3 separate regions of the Homo sapiens genome follow, and regions 2 and 3 are each linked to region 1. The links are chromatin loops, found by intact Hi-C in ENCODE. Cell type or tissue: Caco-2. All regions are shown on one strand.

Region 1 (8,000 bases):
TCTCCTTCTTTTAAATTAGGATGGGTGCATCTACTTTTTCTCTCTGAATTTTGTGATTTCTTCTACTGTTACCAGCTAGAGAAAACTCTGTGTTATTAATGGTATCCATGGCTGGGAGCAGTGGCTCAGCCTATAATCCCAACACATTGGGAGGCTGATGTGAGCAGATCGCTTGAGCCCAGGAGTTGGAGACCAGCCTGGGCAACACGGCAAAATTCCATCTCTACAAAAAAGTACAAAAATTAGTCTGATGTGCTGTTGATTAAATTAAATATACCTACATAAACTCCCAATATTTACATTCACTGTGCTATGTAATATAAGGTAATAATGGGAATGATAACATACCAGCTATTACAGGGGGATTTTTTATGTGATCCATTATAGGAATTTTACTTACTGTCATTGGTAATTCTAAATATATATTGTTCAAAACAATCTAATTCACTGGGAGGTTGAAATTTGAGAAGAAACCTTCACATTTTAGTTCACTTTAGGAAAGTTAAAGTCAGGTAGGAACATTTTCCATAGGACAGGAAATTAAGCACAATCATATAGACTACACATACAGCATTCTGTTAAACATAGTGGAGTTACAATCTGTATTTCAGATGCAGATTTGGTTTCCCTTGAGTCTGTATGTGGTCAGGGCCAGCTACATAATTTGTTAGGTGATCTACGTTCAAAAAGCAGAAACCACCCAGCCATCCCATTATTGCGTATATACCCAAAGGAATGTAAATCATGCTACTATAAAGACACATGCACACGTATGTTTATTGCGGCACTACTCACAATAGCAAAGACTTGGAACCAACCCAAATGTCCAACAATGATAGACTGGATTAAGAAAATGTGGCACATATACACCATGGAATACTATGCAGCCATAAAAAATGATGAGTTCATGTCCTTTGTAGGAACATGGATGAAGCTGGAAACCATCATTCTCAGCAAACTATCGCAAGGACAAAAAACCAAACACGGCATGTTCTCACTCATAGGTGGGAATTGAACAATGAGAACACTTGGACACAGGAAGGGGAACATCACACACTGGGGACTGTTCTGGGGTGGGGGGAGGGGGAGAGATAGCATTAGGAGATACGCCTAACGTAAATGACGAGTTAATGGGTGCAGCACACCAACATGGCACATGTATACATATGTAAAAACCTGCACGTTGTGCACGTGTACCCTAGTACTTAAAGTATAATAAAATATATATATATAAATAAAAGCAGAAACCAAGTGTATTTAACTGTACCAAAATATAAAGCTTTATTCCTTCCACTGTATTTTCTCTTTCAATTTGCCAATGTCATTTATGTTTGCTCTATAATGTTGTTCTAAGTAAAGAACAATTAAAATGCTAAATTGTTAACATGAGTATTACTCCTTACCTCTATTTTGTGCAACACTAATTTCAAATGCAAACATAAGATCATATATCCCATGTGTCAAATTATTAAAATTATTCTAGAATAAATTTATACTGCATAACTCACGCATGCATCTGTGTACATTTCATACCAGAACAGCAGAAATACTGACCCAACTAACTCAACTCTTTTTACTTTCTGATGTGTATGTATTCTACTAGTTCTCTCTGGCTTTGGTTTACTGTTGAGTAAGGCAGGAGTTATAAGAAAAGAAATTATAGGTTCCCTTCTCTTTCTCTTTGTTTCTGATTACCTATGTCAGTAACATGAGTAAGAAAGCTTGCTATAGTGTTCCTTGGTTGTATGTATTCCTGGAACACCAATGTCTTCCTTGTGAATGAAGCAAGCCCTAGTTCAAACAAAAACTGTAGTCATCCAGTGGTGAAAAAAGATATCCTTGCCTTGTTCTTGATATTAAAAGGAAAAAACTCAGACTTAATTATTGAGTACCATATTGACATATCAAAAGGATGTGACATTTTACATTTTTTTCAGTAATATAAAAAGTTTTACAATTTAACACTATTTTTCTCCCTTTTTATCTTTTTCACTTTGAAGTATTTTTGGTTCATTTCCTATATCTTCTTGTTGACAGTGACTGTTTCATGAACATTTCCTTTTGGTAAACCTAGGATATACTCTCCACAGTCTTGCCTAATCAAAAATATCTATTTTCCACACTAACCATGAAAATATGTCTTTACCAGGTATAGTATTATTATGTTCCTCTCCTCAAATTTCTGTCACAATAGTATGTAGATAATATTCAAAAGTCTTCAGGCTTCAAGGGTTTCAATACATTAGGGAGTGATATCTAATATCTTTTACCTTCTTTTTAACTTATTCTTTTACTTAGAAAATGTGATATTCTCTCTTTATCCTTGGAATTATTTTTATTTTCAAAAACTACATGAAACTTTCAAACTTAGGAATGAATCCTTCTTTAGATAAATATATATACACACACACATATATAAATCCTTCTTTATATGTGTATGTATATATTAATTCTTCTTTATATGTATATATATAATCCTTTAGATAAATATACATATATACATATTATTGAGTACCATATTGTCATATCAAAAGCATGTGACATTTTATATCTCTTTCAGTAATATAAAAATATAAATATTTATATATACACATATATATACCCACATATATGTGTATATATATATACACACACGTATATATACATATATATATGTATATATACGTGTGTGTATATATATATACTTTTTTTTTTTTTTTTTGAGACAGAGTCTCTCTCTGTCACCAGGCCAAATTGCAGTGGTACAATTTTGACTCACTACAACCTCCGCCTCCCGAGTTCAAGCGATTCTCCTGACTCAGCCTCCTGAGTAGCTGGGACTATAGGCGCACGCCCCCATGCCCAAGTAATTTTTGTATTTTTACTAGAGACGGGGTTTCCCCGTGTTGGCCAGGATGGTCACGATCTCTTGACCTCATGATCCCCCCGCCTCAGCCTCTCAAAGTGCTGAGATGACAGGCGTGAGCCACTGTGCCGGGCCAAAAATATTTTTTCGATTAATTCATTTTTCACATATTATTTTTATTTACATCACTTATACACTTGTTAGGTTTCCCATATTTTCCTATTAGATTCCTAAGATTTCCTTCATGTTTGTCTTCTTTTTCTAGATTTTCTTTTTATTTCAGCAAAATTCTTTCAGTTAGTATTCTACTCCACTATTTCAGATCATTAACTGCAATAAAGCATTGAATGCTAGATCCTTAAATGTAACATCAATTTATTCATTCTGTTTTTTTCTTGAGAAATCATGTAGTCAGCTGCCTTCTTATAGCAGCTCTACTTTATAGATTTTGTACAACATTTTCTTGTATTATCTTTCTCTATTGTTTTTCAGGGCCCTGCGAGAAAGCTTTTGTTTGTTTAATTATTCATGTATTCACTTATACATCAGGACTCAGGTCTTTATGATGAATCTTCATTGATGTCTGCAGTCCTGTAAGTAGAGAAAATAGATTAGTCTTCCCTACTGTGAGCCACCTGTCTAGAGTGGAAAGTCCTCCAGTCTCTTGCTGAAGCCTTCGTAGTAAACTTCATTTTCTCTAGTCACTGTATTCTCCAACATTCAGTGACAACAAAGATTCAGCATACCCAATCAGCTATTTCCGTTAAGTGTGCTTCCAAGGGGATCAAAGACAGTTATTTGTGACTGTCAAAGCAGAAATTGCACCAGACAAAGTTAAAAATGTAAAGAATACTTTAAGACTTTTGCAACAAAGGAGAGAGAAAAGAACACAAATTTGAACTGAATTTCATTGAAACAAAGGGCAGAGTATTTAAGTGCTAGAGTGAGCCATGGTAGGTCATCTTTTTGCTATTTGGATTTACCCAAAGGAAAATTAAAATTCCTTATGTCTTCTTTACAGAAGGTCATTTTACTTCTTTGAGTAAGGTGCCTATTTAAGTTAGCCTCCTACTCTTCCACAAAGACTGGAAGACAGACAGGGCTTCTTCTCTCTTTGTAGATGATTACACTTCAAAGGGATGGCTCCTAGGTGCTTGTGAAAGCAGCACTGGGTTGTAAAACTGATAAGAAACTTTTAGATAGGTTTACATCTTAAGATGACAGAGAAAGAATGTTCAATTAAAGTAAATGCTCTACAGAAAGGGAGGGAAGCAACCTCTGTAGTTAGATTTTCTTGATTCTGTAAGAGCCTTGGTTAGAGATACCAGGTGTCTAGAGGACGGAAGAAGCCTGTCTAAAGTTTAGTCAAGCTGAGGGAAATGTAGAGACCACCTTGGTCAAGACTAAATTCTTATCTCATATTGAATAAGCATTTAAGGAGAGGCAGATATTTGTAGTAAGGAATGAAGAAGATAGAAGCCAGACTCAGAGTGCCATTTGCTAACAATCCTGAGTATTCACTCAGCCAGCAGTCTCATCATCTTTTTTATAAGAAACCAAAGGAAATTGTTAGATACATGAATGTATTAAGTGCTACATATAAACTATTGTTGAAATAAGAGAATATTTATTTTTCCAGTGGCCACATATCTAAATGTAATGTCAAAGTAATCTTACATGATAAATGCTTTTACTAATCCAGATACAATTATCTATTAAAATGTCAGTATAGTCAAATGACTATATTTTTAACAATTCATGGTATTTACCTGTGTGTTTGGAAGACAGAATTTTTACTTTCTAAGGTTAAGTTAACATTTTTTATTACAAAGCAGTAGCTTAATTAAGGATACATCTTATTTTTGTTAACTCCCTAATATAAGAGAGAGATTATATGTGTTTGATAATATCCTGTTCTTTACTCAAGTGACTATCCTACTATGCACATAATTTTAATATATAATCTAAGGAAATGACATTTTTAGATCTATGCTAAATTGTGCAATTATTAAATTATACAGATGGTATTACTCAGAATAAGACAAAATTCTTGTTACGGTAAAAATGCTGACTTACTCAAAAATGCTAATGTCCAATTGTTAAAAGCTTCCTCTGAGAATAACTTTCATGTAAAATTAACTGTTCTAACAAGATTTGACATAAATGAAACCTGCAAGTGAATGAATAATTTATAGGTACAGTACTGAATGCCAGAAGATTCCTGGATAGATTTGCTTAATCTGAAATACCAGAATATGTTTCCTACAGAAAAATTAATCTTTAATCTCTAACAAATAACTTTTACCTCTATTATATGAGTGCATTTATCATATTCATTTGTTCACCCCTTCTTCACTTTATAGTTATAGCCAAATTTTAAGAAGGATATATTTCATATTTGAAAGCATTGGATTACTTTGTTGTGTTAATTGGAAGGTTGGGTAAAAATAGATGAAGAAGCATGAATGATCAGGTTTACTGAAAGGAAAATGGCTTTAACAATATTTAAAGTGATTAAATTTTATAATGAAATCCTCAGTGATCCACTGTGGGAGAAAATATGTAGCTAGCTTTTATGATCTGAACAGAGAGAATAAACAAAAAATAGAACACTTTATTTAAAAATTTTTCCTGAAGTTAATTTGTTAATTAAAAAAAATCCTTTTGGAAAATATAGAAAGTAAAAGACAAATAAAAAATTATAATATTTTAGCCTAATTTAATAAAAATCAAGATAAGAGAAGACATATATGAGGCCTTATTTTATGTAGTCTTACTTCAAAGATGAAAAATGTGTATTCTGTGTTGCTAAATTATAACAAATCAACTCTCGTTGTGAAGAGAAGTTTTATAAATTAATGAAAAGACATGGCTCTGATAGAGAATTGGGTACAACTTGCCTTATTATATGGGTATTTCTAACTGGAAAGGATTGTAGTCATTTCATAGAAGAAGCAGCTGTGGCAGACACTTCTCACCAAATATGGTGGTAAACAAGACAATGCTATTTTGAGTAACTCATCAAACAAATGGCAATTTTCATCCATGTGATACCTCATAATTTCTAGTACTTTCCTAGTATTTACATTTACAGAAAGTTCTATTTAAATAAACTTCGAGTTTCTTTTCAAACTTCATTCTTGGGAAATTAAATATTTTATGTATAAGATGGTCATCAGAGACAGCAATACTTATTTCAAAACTGCCAAGGACTCCACATGAATTAATAGCATTACATATTTATGAACTAAATATAATATTTACATAGGCCAAGAAGATTTCTATTCACTTAATTATAATTTGATAACTCTTTTGAATAAACTTGGCAACAGTGGCAAACCCAATAGACTATATTAGCATTTTACAAATGAATTACAAATTATAAAATAGAAAATTATTTCTGGTGACTTTAGGGTAATAATCAGGAGCCCATGTGCCTGAAAACAGCAATAAGTAGAATGTCTTACTGGTTGTTATATACATACATAAAATAAATTATTTTATAAACCATGCTTCATATTATTGTTAAGCTGTGACACAATTTGCCATCACATCATTCATTTGGATACATTTTAAATATTGGTGATTAGGAAAGCATTAATTTGTGTGACAGTTTATAAATTTGAATGCTTACTTTATAATCTGTAAATATTCACACTTTGTAAAAATTTATAAGAAATTAGTAATCCATTACAGCCAAATAATTATGAGGTAAGCAAATACGGGACATAGTCACATAGCAGTTTTTAAATATAGCTGACCCTGAGCAACTTAGGAGTTAGAAGCACCAACCTCCCATGCATTTGAAAATTCTTGTGTAACTTTTGACTCCCCCAAAAACATAACTACTAATATTCTACTATTGACTAGAACCCTTACCAATAACATAAAATGTTGGTTAACATATATTTTGTAAGTTATATATGTATTATGTATATTATATACTGTTTTCTTACAATAAAATAAGCTAGAGAAAGAAAATGGTATTAAGAAAATTGTGGCCGGGCACGGTGGCTCACGCCTGTAATCCCAGCACTTTGGGAGGCTGAGGTGGACGGATCACGAGGTCAGGAGATCGAGACCATCCTGGCTAACACGGTGAAACACCATCTCTACTAAAAATACAAAAAAAAATTAGCCGGGCGTGGTGGTGGGCACCTGTGGTCCCAGCTACTCGGGAGGCTGAGGCAGGAGAATGGTGTGAACCCGGGAGGTGGACCTTGCAGTGAGCTGAGATTGCGCCACTGCACTGCAGCCTGGGCGACAGAGCGAGACTCCATCTCAAAAAAAAAGAAAGAAAATTGTAAGGAAGAGAAAATATATTTACTATTGATTAAATGTAAGTGGATCATCATAAATGTCTTTATCATCATTATCTTCATTTTGAGTAGGCTGAGAAGAAGGAGGAGGAGGGGCTGGTCTTTCAGTCTCAAGGGTGGCAAAGGCAGAAGTGGAGGAGTTGGAAGGGAAAGCAGGAGAGGCAGGCACATTTGGTATAATTTTACATAAATTACATCATAATTTCTGTCTGACATTTTTTATTTTTCATTTTTCTGAATATATGCATATATGGTACCAATCCTTCTTCTACCATTTGCTTTAGTTTCAGTGCCCATATTATAGAAGAGTCGATCTTGTAAAAGAAGTCAAAAGCAGTCTTGAATATTGGAACAATTCTGTCAGATTGTCGAATGTCAATTTGTTTTCTGGCACTGCTTCTTGGGAGGTCTTCTTCGTCATTTTCTGGCACTGGCTTGGAAGCACTCATCTCCATCAAGTCACAGTTGGTTAATTCCTCAGATGTGGTGTCTATTAACTCTTGAATTTCTCCAAGATTCATAACTTGAAACCCTTCTTCCCCCACTGTTGTGGCCATATATGCAATTTCTTTCTGATTCCCTTGATTGTCTCTGTCATACATCCTGATCTGAACCCAGTTTTCTCCATCAGAAATTTACTGTTTCAGGCCTGACAGCTTTCATTGCCTTTTAAATGATGGCACCTTCAATTGTGTAATTCATTCATATTTTCATGATGTTTTTCTCTATTAGAGTTCTCTTCCATAGCATTGATAGTTCCTTCCATAGAGTACTGTGCATAATGAGCCTTACTCATCTTCATGACCCCCGATCTAGTGGCTTAATTAGAGACATTT
Region 2 (8,000 bases), 85 kb after region 1:
GAGAAAGAGAGAGATAAAGAGCAAATATTCTACAACGTTAAAAAGTAGAGAATCTGCTTGAAGGATATAGTGGAAATCACTGTGCTCCAGACTTACATGTAACAATGAAGTAAGTACATAGGATATGGCAAAAATCTTCATCTTTGTACCACGTTTAATTCCCAACATTACAAAAATGAAGCTACTGTTAGTGGCTTCCATGTCAAACTCAATAATGTACTTTTCCAAATGTCTGCGTAGAATTACAATACAGCTTTGCTGTATGCCTTGTGCCATATAAGGCACATATTGAGAATTTCTAAGATTATAAAAATAACTGATATTTTTATAAGGTTGAATTTGTTAATAAACAATACATTTTTGAGAGTGTCTAATTCTGTTCTGAATCATCATGTATAGATTGTTATTATCATTATAAGAGTAAAGATAATATGTTCAGAACTCAGCTGATATTCTTGATAATAAAAATGATGTTGATGCTGTATTTATAGCTAAGTTCCCTATTTAAGAACATTTTTTGGGCCGGGCGTGGTGGCTCATGCCTGTAATCCTAGCACTTTGGGAGGCTGAGATGGGCGGATCACAAGGTCAGGAGATGGAGACCATCCTGGCTAACACGATGAAACCCGTCTGTACTAAAAATACAAAAAATTAGCTGGGCGTGGTAGCGGGCACCTGTAATCCCAGCTATTCAGGAGGCTGAGGCAGGAGAATGGCGTGAACCCGGGAGGCGGAGCTTGCAGTGAGCCAAGATCATGCCACTGCACTCCAGCATGGGGGACACAGCGAGATTCCATCTCAAAAAAATAAAATAAAATAAATAAAATGAAATAAAATAAAAACATTTTTGTCCAAAAACTTTAAGTCAATAAATTCACAAAGAGAAATAGAACAAAGTTTTTACTATTCTTGGAGGACATTTTAGGTATTTTCAGTATCTGATGACTTAATGCTATTGATATGACAACCTATAAGTATCATAAAAATGTGGATTTAAAATAAAACAATTGTTTACTGAGAGGTTATATTTAATTTGTGGTTTCAAAGGAATTTTTTTTACCACCTTTGTATGTGTATATACTACCTACTGAAAATTATAACATGAAAACTTATATTTTAAAATATCACATAAAAAGCAAGTACCTAAGGAGATGGTCTTCACCCAAATGTAAAGCCAGCATAATCTTCATTTTGCTTTTATTCTTCTCAACTCAAGGATGCTGATGGAAATATCCTGTCAGAGTAAGTAAGCTTTCCTGCAGGCATCATTAAACACATACAATGAGGCAGTCATTGGTAGGGATCCTGAAGAACCTCTTACTTCTCTGTGATGCTATTTCTCATTTATAGAAAGCATCACTATTATAAAGAGACAGGACTATAATAGCATCACCTAGCTGAAAGAGAGATCCAAGATGGATCACTTTACTTCAATTCCTCTTTTACAAAATATTCTCATAACATCTATAGTGCCACACTTGATATTTTTTAAACTAGGCTGTGACTGCTCCATTGAGTAAATTAGACTAAAAGTATTAAAACATCCATCATTTAAAACATAATCCTAACATAGTTAAAACAATATTCAAGACATATTTTGATGTCAAAGTGATTTTGTCCTTCAGTGATTCCATTCTGTGAGTGTAAATTACAGTACACGTTAAAATAAAAATATATTTTCTTCTAAAATGAATACCAAAAATATCTGTTATCATTGCTCCTCTTAACTAGCTCCTTATTTCATGTATACTTATGCTATTGAATATAATCCTGCTATGGTTATATAACAGGAACTACATGAGTATTACCAATTTAACAGATTAAATTTTCAATTAACACCTCCTGGTAAAGATGGATAAAGGTTTTGTGAAGACTACTGCTTATCAAGTTTGGGGCAAATTGTTTAAGTAAAAGAATGCACAATTACAATATAACACATGTTTAGTACATATTAAACTTTTTAATTTAGAGACCATTCTATGGCAGAAAGAACAATATGTAAAAGACCTGAGAGAATGAAATTTATGTGGGCAAAAGATTAGCCTGGTACTTAAGAAAGGAGGAAGCAGGGCTTGGAAAGATCATTTAGGGCCAGCACTGTATGGTGCAATTTACATTAACATTTCAACAAGATTTGCATTCCAGCTATAACAAATATTAATGGCTTGACCTAATGCAAATTGCTTAACATTCCTGAGACTCAAACTTCTCATTTTTAAAAGAGAAAATTAGAACTAATTCATTGGATTGTGATAGAGATAATAAACATACTGAATGTTAAAACACTTTTTATATTCTGAAAATAATACTTTGTAGATTAGAGGCTTAGGATGTAGAAAGTCAAAGAGAATGAACTCCCACAATGAGAAAAAAGCTATCTAATCTCCAAAATGATAAGTTTTTTTTGAGCTCATGAGAGAGTTGAGGTTTCAAGGCAACTAGTTGAACCAAATTCTAAAGGTGTAAAAACGCCTTTCTTAAGAGACACTCTTTCACCTTTAGAAAAGCATCAGAGAAAGAGGTGATTGCAAGAAAAATGGGTATGAAAAAGCAAGTAAAATTGTAATAAACTTTTAAACAACTAATTTGATCTTGAGTAACAGTTTGGAATCACTGGGAGTCTCAGATATAACTGACGTCCTCATTTATGAATTATTTGTAAGTCTTTACCTGGTACTCAAAGAAAGGACGGGCAGAAGACATAAATGTGCAGCCCCCTTGCTAAAGCGCAGCCCCCTTGCTGGGGTATAGACACAAAACCCTAACTAATTCCAGAACCTTTTCAATCCTATCAAAAGAAGTAAAAGCCTTCTTTCCTCTGAGGCTAGGGCATAAAATCCAATGTAACTACAAAAATAACTAAATGTCTTTCACTTTCAGATAACGTAAGTGACTACATTTATTAATGAAAATGCTGATCCTGTTGTACTAACTTAGTAGGTTACCAATCTATGTTATTGTCAGGCCTCTGAGCCCAAGCTAAGCCATCATATCCCCTGTGACCAGCAAGTATACATCCAGATGGCCTGAAGTAACTGAAGAATCATGAAAGAAGTGAAAATGGCCTGTTCCTGCCTTAACTGATGACATTACCTTGTGAAATTCCTTCTCCTGGTTCATCCTGGCTCAAAAGCTCCCCCACTGAGCACCTTGTGACCCCTGCCCCTGCCCACCAAAGAACAACCCCCTTTGACTAATTTTCCTTTACCTACCCAAATCCTATAAAACGGCCCCACTCCTGTCTCCCTTCCCTGACTCTCTTTTTGTACTCAGCCCACCTGCACCCAGGTGTAATAAATAGCCTCGTTGCTCACACAAAGCCTGTTTGTTGGTCTCTTCACAAGGACGCGAGTGAAAGTTATCTCTTAATTGTTCCTTTTTGCTATAGAATTCACTCTAAATCTGTCTCTGATTTCCCTTATTCTCTTTGGAATTAACCAGAACATATCCAAATCCTGTAATGAACACCTCTCTACTCTTTCTTTCTGAGATGCCAACAGTCATTCAGCTCCACCTCACTGCAACAAATTAAAAATTAAATAAACATAACTTCGTTTACTGAAGCCGTGTTTCTATAGCTTTGGACAGTGGGATGTGGCAGTGTGAATATTAATACAATTTTGTAGGAAATAGAATGTGGCCCTTGGAAGAGCCTTAAATACTCCCACACTGCTCATGCTTTTATGGTAGGCAGAGTGTGCTTCCCCACACTTCAATTTTAGACATGGCTCTGTGACTTGCTTTGGTTGCTATAATATTAATAGATGCAATGTAGGCAGAAACTTGGAAGGTGATTTGGTCTTTCTTTTTGAGCTCCTAGCGTTTCCATGAGAAAAACATATACTGGGTCATTGCTATCATTTGGGCTAAACCACAGAGGCAATAGACCAATGACACACATGGAACAGATTTAGAAGTTGGAGCCAAGCCTAACCGAACTGCATCCTGAAACAAAGTCACACAAGCTGAACTTCAGACCCACAGCCAAAAAATGAGCCTCTCCAACTGACTTGCAAACCTGTAATAGGAAAAATAAAACAATGTAAGAATATGTCACTGAATTGGAGGTAGTTGATACACAGCATTATATGAATATAGCTGATTGATATAGAAATTGGTACCAGAAATGGGATATTGTCAAAGAAAGAAAGAAATCTGAAATATGTAGCATTTGTTGTGGAAACAGGCAGTGGGCAGTAAGAAAACTGTTAGAAAAGTTGGGAAAATTATAACACATATTATGTTGTGATGAAAAAAAATTGGGTAAAATGTCATCTGCAATGACTAAAAGGACAAAAAAGTATCTAAGAAACATTCAGTATGTCAAAGCAAAAATTGCACCAAAGTTAAACAGGCAAGAAGGATCTTCTTCGACATCATTATAATGGGAGAGACAGATTGAACTCAACTCTACTAAATCAAAAAGAGGGAGGGTTTTTATCCTCTAGGGTGAGCTCCTGGAAAAGTACTGGAGGATGTTCAGAAGTTGCAGGGAGGTTGACGAATGAATGTGTACAGAAAATAGACTTGTTTCTGAGTATGCAATGTTTTTCTCTTTGATTATGCTATCTGTGTTTGCTGATTGTGCCTATCAAAGTTAGGCTCCTTCCCTCCCACAGAGATTGGGAGATAGGGGATGCTATCTACTTTGATGTTTTCACTTCAAAGAGATGGTTTTCAGGTCATTGAGAAAGACATTTTTTAGGTTGCAAAATTCGCAACAGGCTGGGAGAGTTACATACATTTCAAAGAGAAAAAGGAAGAATTTACAATAACAAATCTTGTAAAGTAAATCCTAAAAAAAGAGAAAATACCAAGTAAATCCTAGGGAAAGAAATCAGTGGTTGATAGTAAGGAAGACAACTGTCTAAAGGTTAGTCAGGTTGAGAGACTGTTAATGCCATCTTGATCAGGCACTAGGTAACAAAATTCCTGGCAAAATGTTGAAAGTGAAATTAAGTAGCTAGAAGCTGCATTTGATAAGGTACTACCTTCCAACACCTCTTTCAGCTCAACTATCCTCCTGTCATCAATCAGTTGATAGATGCATATAAGAAAACTCAGATCATTTACAGGAAATGTAGAAGCTATATTTTTTGGCCTCTCTCCAGGTAATATATGAAAATATCCAGACACTAAATGTGATGGATACTACTTAATGACAAAACCATGGGCTTGAGCTTATTCTATCTAGATTTGAATTATTTGCTCTGAAACTTTTGTGCTGAGCAAATCTTGGCAATCTTTGGCAGATGACTTAACCTTCTCACTTGTAAGCAGGGACCTGCTTAAAGAAGCAGTTGGGTCTCCAGCCACCTCCTACAGGCAAGTTCTGGCTGGCAACAGGTCAGTATACCCCTGGAATGGATCTTCCAGGGGAAGGAGCAGGCTGACATTTTTGCTGTTTTTCAGATTTCACTGGTGACAGCTCCAGGTATGGGGGAAAGAGAAAGAGGCAACTATGGTCTGGAGAAGACCTCTAGCAAATGACAGCAGCCCAGGAAATGTGGGCTGAGTTCTTAAAGAAAAACAAACAAACAGAAATCAATGAAAATCCCATTCAAAGGTCAGCAACCTCAAAGACTGAAGGTAGATAAGCCCACAAGGATGAGAAAGAATCAACATAAAAACGCTGAAAACTCAAAAAGCCAGAGAGGGTCTTCTCCTCCAAATGACCACAATACCTCTTCAGCAAGGGCACAGAACTGGGCTAAGACTGAGGTGGTTGAATTGACAGAAGTAGGCTTCAGACAGTGGGTAATAAGGGATTTGCTGAGCTAAAGGAGCATGTTGTAACTCAATGGAAAGATCCTAAGAATCATGATAAAACAATACAGGAACTGATAGCCAGAATAGCCAATTTAGAGAGGAAACATAACTGACCTGATGGAGCTGGAAAATACAGTATGAGAACTTCACAATGCAGTCATAGGTATCAATAGCAGAAAGACCAAGTGGAGGAAAGAATCTCACAGCTTGAAGACTCTTTTTGAAATAAAACAGTACAGGAGCTGATAGCCAGAATACCCAGTTTAAAGAGGAAACATAACTGACCTGATGGAGCTGAAAAACACAATAGGAGAATTTCACAATGCAATCACAGGTATCAATAATAGTATGATCAAGTGGAGGAGAGAATCTCACAGCTTGAAGACTCTTTTTGAAATAAAACAGGCAGACAAGAATAGAGAATAAAGAATGAAGAGAAATGAAGAAAACCTTTGAGAAATACAGAATTTATAAAGAAACCAAACCTACCACTGATTAAGGTAACTGACAGAGACAGGGAGAATGGAAACAAGTTGGAAAACATACTTCAGGATATCATCCAGGAGAAATTCCCCAACTCCAAAAGACAGGCCAACTTCCAAATTCAGGGGATGCAGAGAATCCCAGTAAGATATTCCATGAAAAGATCAACCCCAAGACAAATAATCCTCAGATTCTCCAAGACTGAAATGAAATGAAACATGTTAAGCGCAGCCTTGGAGAAAGGCCAGGTCACCTACAAAGGGAAGCCCATCAGACTAACAGCACACCTCTCAGTGGAAACCTTACAAACCAGAAGGGACTGGGGACCAATATTCAACATTCTTAAAGGAAATAATTTCCAATGCAGAATTTCATAGCTGGCTAAACAAGGCTTCATAAGTGAAGGAGAAATAAGATTCTTTTAAGAGAAGCAAATGCTGAGGGTATTCATCACCACCAGGCCTGCCTTCCAAGAGCTCCTGAAGAAAGCACTAAATATGGAAAGGAAAAACCTTTACCAGCCACTACAAAACACTCACTGAAGTACACAGACTGGTGACACCATGAAGCAACCACATAAACAAGTCTGCAAAATAACCAGCTAGCATCGAGATGACAGAATCAAATTTGTACGTAACAATATTAACCTGAAATGCAAATGAGCTAAATGCCCATTAAAAAGACACACAATGGCAAGCTAGATAAAGAGCCAAGACCTACTGGTATGCTGTCTTCAAGAGACCAATCTCACATGCAAAGACACACAAAGGCTCAAAATAAACGCATGGAGGAAAATCTACCAAGCAAATGGAAAACAGAAAAAAGGAGGGATCACAATCCCAGTTTCTAACAAAACAAACATTAAGCTAACAAAGGTTTTTTAAAAAGACAGAATGTCCCCCAAGACTGAACCAGGAAGAAATTGAATCCCTAAATAGACCAACAACAAGTTTGGAAATTGAGGCGGTAATAAATAGCCTACCAATCAAAAAAGCCCAAGACCAGTTGGATTCACAGCCAAATTTTACCAGAGGTAGAAAGAAGAGCTGGTATCATTTCCACTGAAACTATTTCAAACATTTGAAAAGGAGAGACTTCTCCCTAACTCATTCTATGAGACCAGCATTATCCTGATACCAAAACCTGGCAGAGACACAACAAAAAAGAAAGCTTCAGGCCAATAACCTTGATGAACAATGATGCAAAAATCCTCAATACAATACTGGCAAACTGAATCCAGCAGCACATACAAAATTTTATTCAACACAATCAAGTTGGCTTCATCCCTGGGATGCAAGGTTGGTTCAACATATGCGAATCAATAAATATGGTTCATCACATAAACATAACTAAAGACAAAAACCACAGGATTATCTCAATAGATGCAGAAAAGGCTTTTGATAAAATTCAACATCCATTCATGTTAAAAACTTTCAATAAACTAAGTATTGAAGGAACATACTTTGAAATAATAAGAGTCACATATGACAGAACCACAGCCAATATAATACTGAATGCACAAAAGCTATAAGCACTCCCCTTGAAAACCAGCACAAGGCAAGAATGCACTCTCTTACCACTCTTATTCAACATAATATTGAAAGTTCTGGTCAGGGCAATCAAGTAAGAGAAAGAAACAATGGGTATTTAAAGAGGAAGAGAGAAAGTCAAATTATCTTTGTTTGCAGATGACATTATCCTATATCTAGAAAACCCCATTGTCTCAGCCCAAAAGCTTCTTAAGCTGA
Region 3 (8,000 bases), 63 kb before region 1:
CATTTCCAAAATTCACATTCATAGTTAATAAAATATTTCTATGGGACTTTAAGGCAATGTAATCCCAGTGATAATATCCAATTTAAAAGCAAATTAATATATATTTTGGGTGGTTAATGATTTCTAAGCATGGACAAATCAAAAGAATTCAGCTACTCTTTTAGTACCTAAGAAATAATTCTGGGAATTGCCTTAAAAATAATTGTTTTTACTCTCATTTCTCTTCAGATCACATTTTAAAAAATATTTTCAATTACATAGTGGACAGAACAAAAGAACCTTAGCTTCCTTTCCAACTTGCACTAAAGTGACAGAAAAAGAATTTTTAAAGCACAAATACATAAGTACAAAAAAATCCAAGAGATACGATGGTTGTCACAAATTTTGAAATGTATAAACTAAAGGGTAAGTAGAAGCTTACTGATCAGAACCAGAAAATGATTTCTAAAAAGGATTGTAATATTTACCAAATGCCAGTACAAGATGGCCAGTTAAATTTAATCTCAGATAAAGAATACTTCTTTTATAATAAGTACATTCAAATTTACCTGGGAGTCCTGTATCTTATTTGGCAGCTGGAATTCTAATTACTCAATGGAGGAAACTGGAAAGCAATATGAGAAAACATAAAACATAAAAATATTCAGGAATATTTGACAATGGGTACCTCTAGATGTAGAATTTAGGCGGGACACAAAAAGAAATCATAGGCTGAAAGATCTTATGAGCAATTACACACTTAGTACTCTTAGTACAATCAGTGGAAGACTGCAGAATTGGCTTCTGGTGGGAGTAAAACAAAAGGCACACAGTATTTAGAAAATTAAGACCCATTTGAAGAGAAATACCACAGTAAAAACTAGGCATACATTAAATGAGTTCTGAAACCACCAGCGCTCTTCCCAACTTTACTCCCAGAATACTGGCAGCAAAGTTTATCCTCTCTATCTGGAGATTGAACGTGGCTTCATTACGAACTATAAACACAGGAAAAATGACCTGTAGATAATGATAGGGAATTCTAAAATGAAATAGCCCATCCATATCATCCTACATTGATGGCCAGAGGAGATAGCCATACACAAATGGACAAAGACTACCAGCAGAGTCTAGTATTGCCTTTATTTCTAAGTGGACAATCAAGCACAGCCAGACATCTAAAGGAATTGTCTAAGAAGAAATACTGAGATTAAAACATACAAATTATAGCAACTTGGAGGAATAAGAAACTGTGTAAGGGGAGGACAATTCCAAAATTTCTCCATAAGTAAGGAATATATTATGTCCATGAAAAAAGAACAAAAGTGTTCTGGTAACAATACTGGCAACAAAAGTCAATGGAACAGTACTTCAAAAGGCTTAGGAAGAAAATATTTTTTCACTTAGAATTCTATATCTAATCTAATTACGATGTTAGTATGAAAGAAAATTAAGGTTTTTCAGACATGCAAGATTTTAACAGGCTGGGCGTGGTGGCTCACACATGTAATCCCAGCACTTTGGGAGGCTGAGGTGGGTGGATCACTTGAGGTCAGGAGTTAGAGACCAGGCTGGCCAACATGGTGAAACCCCGTCTCTACTGAAATACAACAAGTAGCTGGGCGTGGTGGCAGGCACCTGTAATCCCAGCTACTAGAGAGGCTGAGGCAGGAGAATAGCTTGGACTCCAGAGGCAGAGGTTCGAGTGAGTGGAGATCACGCCACTGCACTCCAACCTGAGCTACAGAGCAAGACTCCGTCTCAAAAAAAAAAAAAAAAAAAAAAGAAAAAAGAAAAAAAAAAGAGAGAGAGAGAGATTTTAAATGGATGTTGCCTTCAATCTCCACCTCTCTCCTTTTTCAGGAAATTACTAGAGTTGATATTCCTCTAAGATGACGTAATAAAACAAGAAGGAAGACTTGGAATCCAAAAGCAGTCAATTCAATCACAAGAGAAGAAAAGGAAATACTCTGTAAAATGGTTATGGAAAGTTTCTAAATGACAGCTATGCAGCAAACCTTTAGAGCAACCTCTCCATAGTAGGTATGACTTTAGACTTTAGAAAGATATGACCTTAGAAAGATAAGATCAATTGATCATCATCAATACTTGATTAGTTTGAATGTATTGAGAAGAAATATACAGACAATTAGGGCATTGTTTGGAGATAAATTAGTTATAAGAATAGAGAAAATAAAACTAATAATAAGACACCAAATAATTGTATTAACCCAAAGGAAAATTAAAAGTTAAAAAAAGAAATCACAAATAATGTATTGACTATCTGTGAGCCACATTTACCTAGTTATAAAAATGAAGATAATGAATACTGATTTACCCAAAGATGTGTAGGGGTGCGTGTGTGTGTGTGTGTGTATTACACATAAATATGCATGAATATATATATATATATATATATATATATAGATTATGGGAAACAGAAAACTTACATGTATACGATGGTAAATGGACAGAGGCAGTAAAAGTTTACTAAATACTAATTTCCCAAGGTAGGTAGTCAATAATCAATGCCAGAAGCTGAAAATATAAGAAATGTCATATATATTTCTTAGATATATGAACACAAATATGGAAGTAAGCAGCTTAAATAATTGAATTTGATCATTTTTGGTAATAGAGAAATGGTACCTAGTGCTGGGAGGAGGATGAGCTACAGAATATAGTAGACTATATACAATGCAATTTTATCTTCTAGATGTTCTGAGCTATTTTCCAACTAAGACGTCTCTTTAACCTGTAACAGTTAACTACTTTAAGGTGGAGCTTTTAAGAGTATGTTTTCAGAATCTAAGTGAAAATGTCAGGTTAATTTTTTGCTAACTATATGGTCCTTAAAAATCTACTTCATGATTCTACAACCATTGTTATTATTGTGATTGTTATTTAACCTGCAAAACAGGGATAGTCCATCTTGCATCACTACTGTAAGCAGCGAGTGAGATTATTCACTTAAAAACACTGTGTAAAGTGGTTGCATAATAGACGCTCAATTGATTCTGGTAAGTATTACATTTATTATCATGGATCTGTTTGCTGGTGGGTTTTTTCCCTCAGACGAATAATTAATACCTGCTACACTGCTTTTTATTAGAATATCACTTGGGGGAAATTTGTAATTCTTATGATAGTTTCCAAACCTAGTTTAACATATACCCTTCTAAATGAGAATCATTTTTTTAAAAATCACTTAATTTCAGCTGATTATGGTTAAATAAAAGCCATTTACAAATGTCTATTTAAACATCTTCAGAAAGGATTAAATCAGCCAATGTTGCTAAAATCTAGGACAACAGATTTGCAACAATCTAGGATGAGTTACCCTTAATTTTGGGTCTGGATTGAAATTGTCAATGGCTGTGCATGTTCTTCCACCAAAAACAGAAAGAGGCTGCTCTCAGGAGATTAAACAAAGTACCTTTTTTTCTCTTCACTACTTTCTGATCAGTTTGTTTATAAATGCAAGTATTGTACCAATGAGAAACTTAAGCGATTCCTCTTCTGTGTGGGTAGTCTTTTCAAAGGAATTCACTTTCTTTCTTTTTTACATGTGATATCACAAACTGCACATTTCTGAAAACAATTGGAGAGAAAATGGAAGTGGAGTTTGCCTGGGAATAGACAATTGCATTACAAAATGGAAAATATTACTGAAACTTTAAGAACAGATTATGTAAATATATTTTAACATATCAATACATGTCATAATTTGAAACAATGCATTAATAGATAATATTAATTTCAGCATATATTGACACCTCAAGTAATTTATTACTGATATGAAACTTATGTCAATAGCCAAAAGACTGAAATTTCAATCTGACTGCTTGTATTACTATCAAAACTTTTGTTAGTCTTGCTTTGTTCTGTAATAATTAATTGCACAGGATGGAACCATAAACATGGCAATAATAAATTATTTTTTCAGGAAACAAAAAAATAATGAAAATGTGTGCCAACATCTTCACACTCTAAAATGTGTCATTAATGGTTAGATAATACACATAATCATTTTTATTGATAAATGACAAAATTCCCTTTTTATCATGTGATCAATGTGATAAGCACAGTTTGATGCAAAGCCAATTTTAATTAAAACTGAAAAAATAATAAATTATTTCATTAATACAAAATTAGAATGGCACAGCATTCATTAGTACTTTCTCAGCATATTTTGGCATACAAAAGAAATTCAGATTGTCACACATTTCTATAGTTATGCTTTGGAATAAACAAGGATATTTTATGATTACTATTCCGAGGGTGTTTCTTGCTGCCAGTTACATGTGCAATCCAGGAAACAGCATAAACATGTATTACTTTTTTCATGTAGGAAATGGAAGCTATTTATTAGTTCTTGTTTAAGCAGTCCAATCCTTTCTGTCAAAGTGCCAAAATAAAGTCCCTTGGATTCATGGTAACGAATCCTGTAACAAAAAATATCTAAAAGGGCATTAAAAACTAAAGAGAAATTGCATCTTATCTAAGAAATTCAAAAAGTGACAGGGCACATAATGCTAAGGAAATGGCAGAACCAATCTATTTGTCAGTGTTTCCCTTCTGTCTTGTGCTGCCTTTTATGTTAGAAATGCAAGAACAGCTGTGGGTGGAGGGCATTGTGTGCCCATCATTATGCCATTTGATAATTTTTGTAAAATTGATTTACTTCTTCCTGGGGCATTCATTTTCAGCCTCAGCCACCTGTATTTATATAAGCAGCTAAGTATGTAGAACTTATCTAATCAAACTTTTGCTAGTATAAGGATTAAGTTTTGTCTTTTGAAATTTGCCCTTTGCAGAATGTAGTTCCTGCCTTTAAGAAACCAGAATGTAAATTTCAACTTTGTAGCCATCATGAAATGCAAACTCTTTCAATGCTGAATATTTTCAGTTACATGAAGAATAAACAGTCAAATACTTTACCAAAAACATGTCAGTTGTTTTTAATAGTCCCTTATGTGTATGCCATGAAAATCATTCATATTCTAAAGTGCCTTACATACAGAAACTCCTCATGGTAAAATAAAAGGCTATAAGGAAAATAATAAAACATTGATCAGTTTATAGTTTATTTCTTGATTTACTTTTCTGATTATGGATGCCAAGAGGCAAGTGTGGAATGATTCTAGAACAGTAAAACAGAACAATCTAAATCAGTAGTTGCTCTAACGTATGGCAAAAGTATAAGCTTAAAAATAATTTCTATTTTGAGCCAAAAGGTGTTATTATGCATGATGCCCTCTATAAAAAGGTAACTTTCTGGAAATTATGTGTATTCCTATGAAAAAATTTCCCATTAGTAAGGTGTTAAGATGATTTCTACTCTTCTTTAACCTTCAACTATCAAGTGTATCAAAATTTTACTGAGAGAATGTCATACACATTATACTCCGAAAAGTAGTAGAGGACAATGCTGAGGAGGAAACTAATTTCCCACATTCAAAGGGTTCCAAAGTAATATCTGTACTTAGTTTTAAGCAAAGAAAGGAATATATTAGCAGAAAGACCTGTATTATATGTCTATGTTGTCTTTTCTGCTGAGCAGTCTGTAACTCATTAAACTGTAGTGCTTTCTGTTTTCTGTTTTTTCCATCAACCCTTCTTGAGGCAAAGCTTTGCTTATTTTGGCTTGAATGTATGTTCTTGTTCCTTTTCTCTATTTAATTGAACTTTCCAGGACAAAGCTAGTATTTCTGAGTAAAATGTGTGACTTAGAATAAATGATAAACCCTTTAAACAAACCCACTTATAAGACATAATTATTGTCCTATAGTAATTTTCTGTAAACACAATTTTTACTGAATGCTTTTTGCATGTGAGGCTCTAGTCTAGGTTCTAGTAGTTCAGCAAAGAATAAAACATACTCTCAGTGGGTTAGTCAGTGTATGTCACCTCTGGGCTATCTCAGAAATAAGTTGGTTTTCTAGAAACTTGTGTGACCATAATTTTATTTTATTTTTTTATTTTTTATTTTTATTTATTTATTTTTTCTGAGACTGAGTCTTGCTCTGTCACCCAGGCTGGAGTGCAATGGCACGATCTCAGCTTACTGCAGCCTCCAGGTTCCAGCAGTTCTCATGCTTCAGCCTCCTGAGTAACTGGGATTACAGGCATGAGCCACCAAACCTGGCTAATTTTTGTATTCTTAGTAGAGATGGGGTCTGGCCATGTTGGCCAGGTTGGTCTCGAACTCCTAATGTCAGGCGATCCACCCGCCTTGGTCTCCCAAAGAGCTGGGATTACAGACATGAGCCACCACACTCAGCCTCAGAATTCTTTATTATAGATTCACATATTAAATCACATATTATCTTGATAAAATCATTTGGACTTCTGTAACGTTAAGTAAAGTTTGGTTTTTATCAATATGAGTTTTTATACCTGATATTTATTTGCTGGCTTAGCTATGGTAAAGGACTGTGATGTTTTATATTTCATTGTTTTCTGATGGAATTTATGGAGCTCTTTTCAAAGTTCACTTTGGGAATGATTCACATGCAAAACTTGATGAAGCAGCATATTATTTGCCATGTTTATCTTCTCAATTATAGAGAGAAATGTTCCACATAACAATTCTGAACAGTTTGTATTAATGTGAGTATAGCTTTTCAAAGCAGTGTCTTCTATCAGGTTATCATTCATGTGGCTTGATTTGCATTATCAACAGCTAAGAGGAATTGGAAGACAAACAATCTATGGCCAATATATCATAAGCTTGATTTACAAAATTTCCACAGGCAAGTCTGTTTGCTGGACAGCAAATTAGCAACATGGGCAAGATGTAATTTACAACTCCTTTCAAGCAATGTAGAGACAAAATGTTTAATCATCTATTAATGAATGCCTAATTAATTGTCTGAAATGCTCTAGAGTGAATAAAGAGTAACAGCTTTCTTAAAAAGACACAGTATCAAGTAATTAGCAATATACAAATGGTACTCTTGCAGATTCACATTTGTACCTAATGTCTTCCAATCTCTATGTAATAATGCTGACACTTAATGCATCATCAATTGACTTTCCTTTTTTACTAACTGAAATATATATATATATTTCAATTAAGGTTAGACACAAATTTTAATTAGATATCATTAAAATGGATAAATTTTTCCTGTCATTTCTGTCTCAGATAATGATGTTTATTATAGAAAAATGTCAGGACAGATTAATATGTGACTGTGGAGAAAAATATTATCATACATAAGGTAGCACATATTTATGCAAAATATGCATAACTTCCTTGATTCAATAAATAATAAAACATCAATATTAAATTAGAAAATGCTCCTTTAAGATATACGTTTTCAAAACATTCATTTTACAAGATTTGGTTAAGTTTATCAGAAAAAATAGATGAGGAAATAATTGAGAAACTTGTTCAAGTTGACAAGCTAAAAAAATGTATAGTAGATTAAGATCAGCAAACATGTTACCAAATTTTCTTCATTCAAGCAGATAACATGGTGTCTATCTGAGAACCTTATATAGGTTCTTTAGGTTTTCCCAGGCTTCACCTTCTTCATCTGTAAAACTGAGTAGCTTGATCAGATATTTTTTCAGGCCCATCTCGTAGTCTAAAAGTCTATCTTTATTCTTATCTTTAGAGAAATTGTTGCTCCTTAGTGTCCACATTATCACGATGCTTGATGCTTGTTATTTGAAACAGGGAAGGTATGATTCCTGAAATAAGGAAAAAGTATAGTAAGCTATTATGTTATAATTTCAAACAAATTTTAAACGAAATATTGAAGTTGTCTACAATACCCAGAGGGAAACTTTTTGAGCTGATTGAGTTTATCCATGGTCTTGAAAAAACAATAGGGTCTAGGTAGACAAAAGAGTGGTCAATGTGAATATTACCAGATAAATTAACAGATGTAGTCAAACTAAAGATCTCAGAGAAGGAAATTATCTAGGATTATCCAAGCGTGTCCTAAGTGCCATTTCTAAGTGTCCTTAGAAAAGAGATGTGAAAGGAGATGAGACACACAGGTCCTGCAAAG

The links. Peaks named below come from ENCODE experiments on the same cell type or tissue, not always from the same donor. Only the 100,000 strongest peaks of a DNase experiment are listed, where the experiment ranks them.
Region 2: a loop joins it to region 1, with 9 times the contacts of the local background. A loop is called at or near these places in 1 of 110 quality-filtered maps.
Region 3: it touches region 1 in a loop (4-fold over the local background); 1 of 110 quality-filtered maps calls a loop at or near these places.

What each region holds. Positions count from the first base shown.
Region 1 is chr14:40,838,999-40,846,998 of GRCh38, reverse strand. All of the region lies in intron 5 of LOC105370467 (a long non-coding RNA gene), which reads right to left. Among named protein-coding and RNA genes, the nearest start is that of LINC02315, 110 kb to the left of the region's middle. In Caco-2, no CTCF peak of the experiment used is centred here; a DNase peak (open chromatin) is centred at 3,988.
Region 2 is chr14:40,754,191-40,762,190 of GRCh38, reverse strand. All of the region lies in intron 2 of LOC105370467 (a long non-coding RNA gene), which reads right to left. Among named protein-coding and RNA genes, the nearest start is that of LINC02315, 200 kb to the left of the region's middle. In Caco-2, no CTCF peak of the experiment used is centred here; a DNase peak (open chromatin) is centred at 4,630.
Region 3 is chr14:40,901,504-40,909,503 of GRCh38, reverse strand. No RefSeq gene overlaps it. Among named protein-coding and RNA genes, the nearest start is that of LINC02315, 49 kb to the left of the region's middle. In Caco-2, no CTCF peak of the experiment used is centred here; no DNase peak of the experiment used is centred here.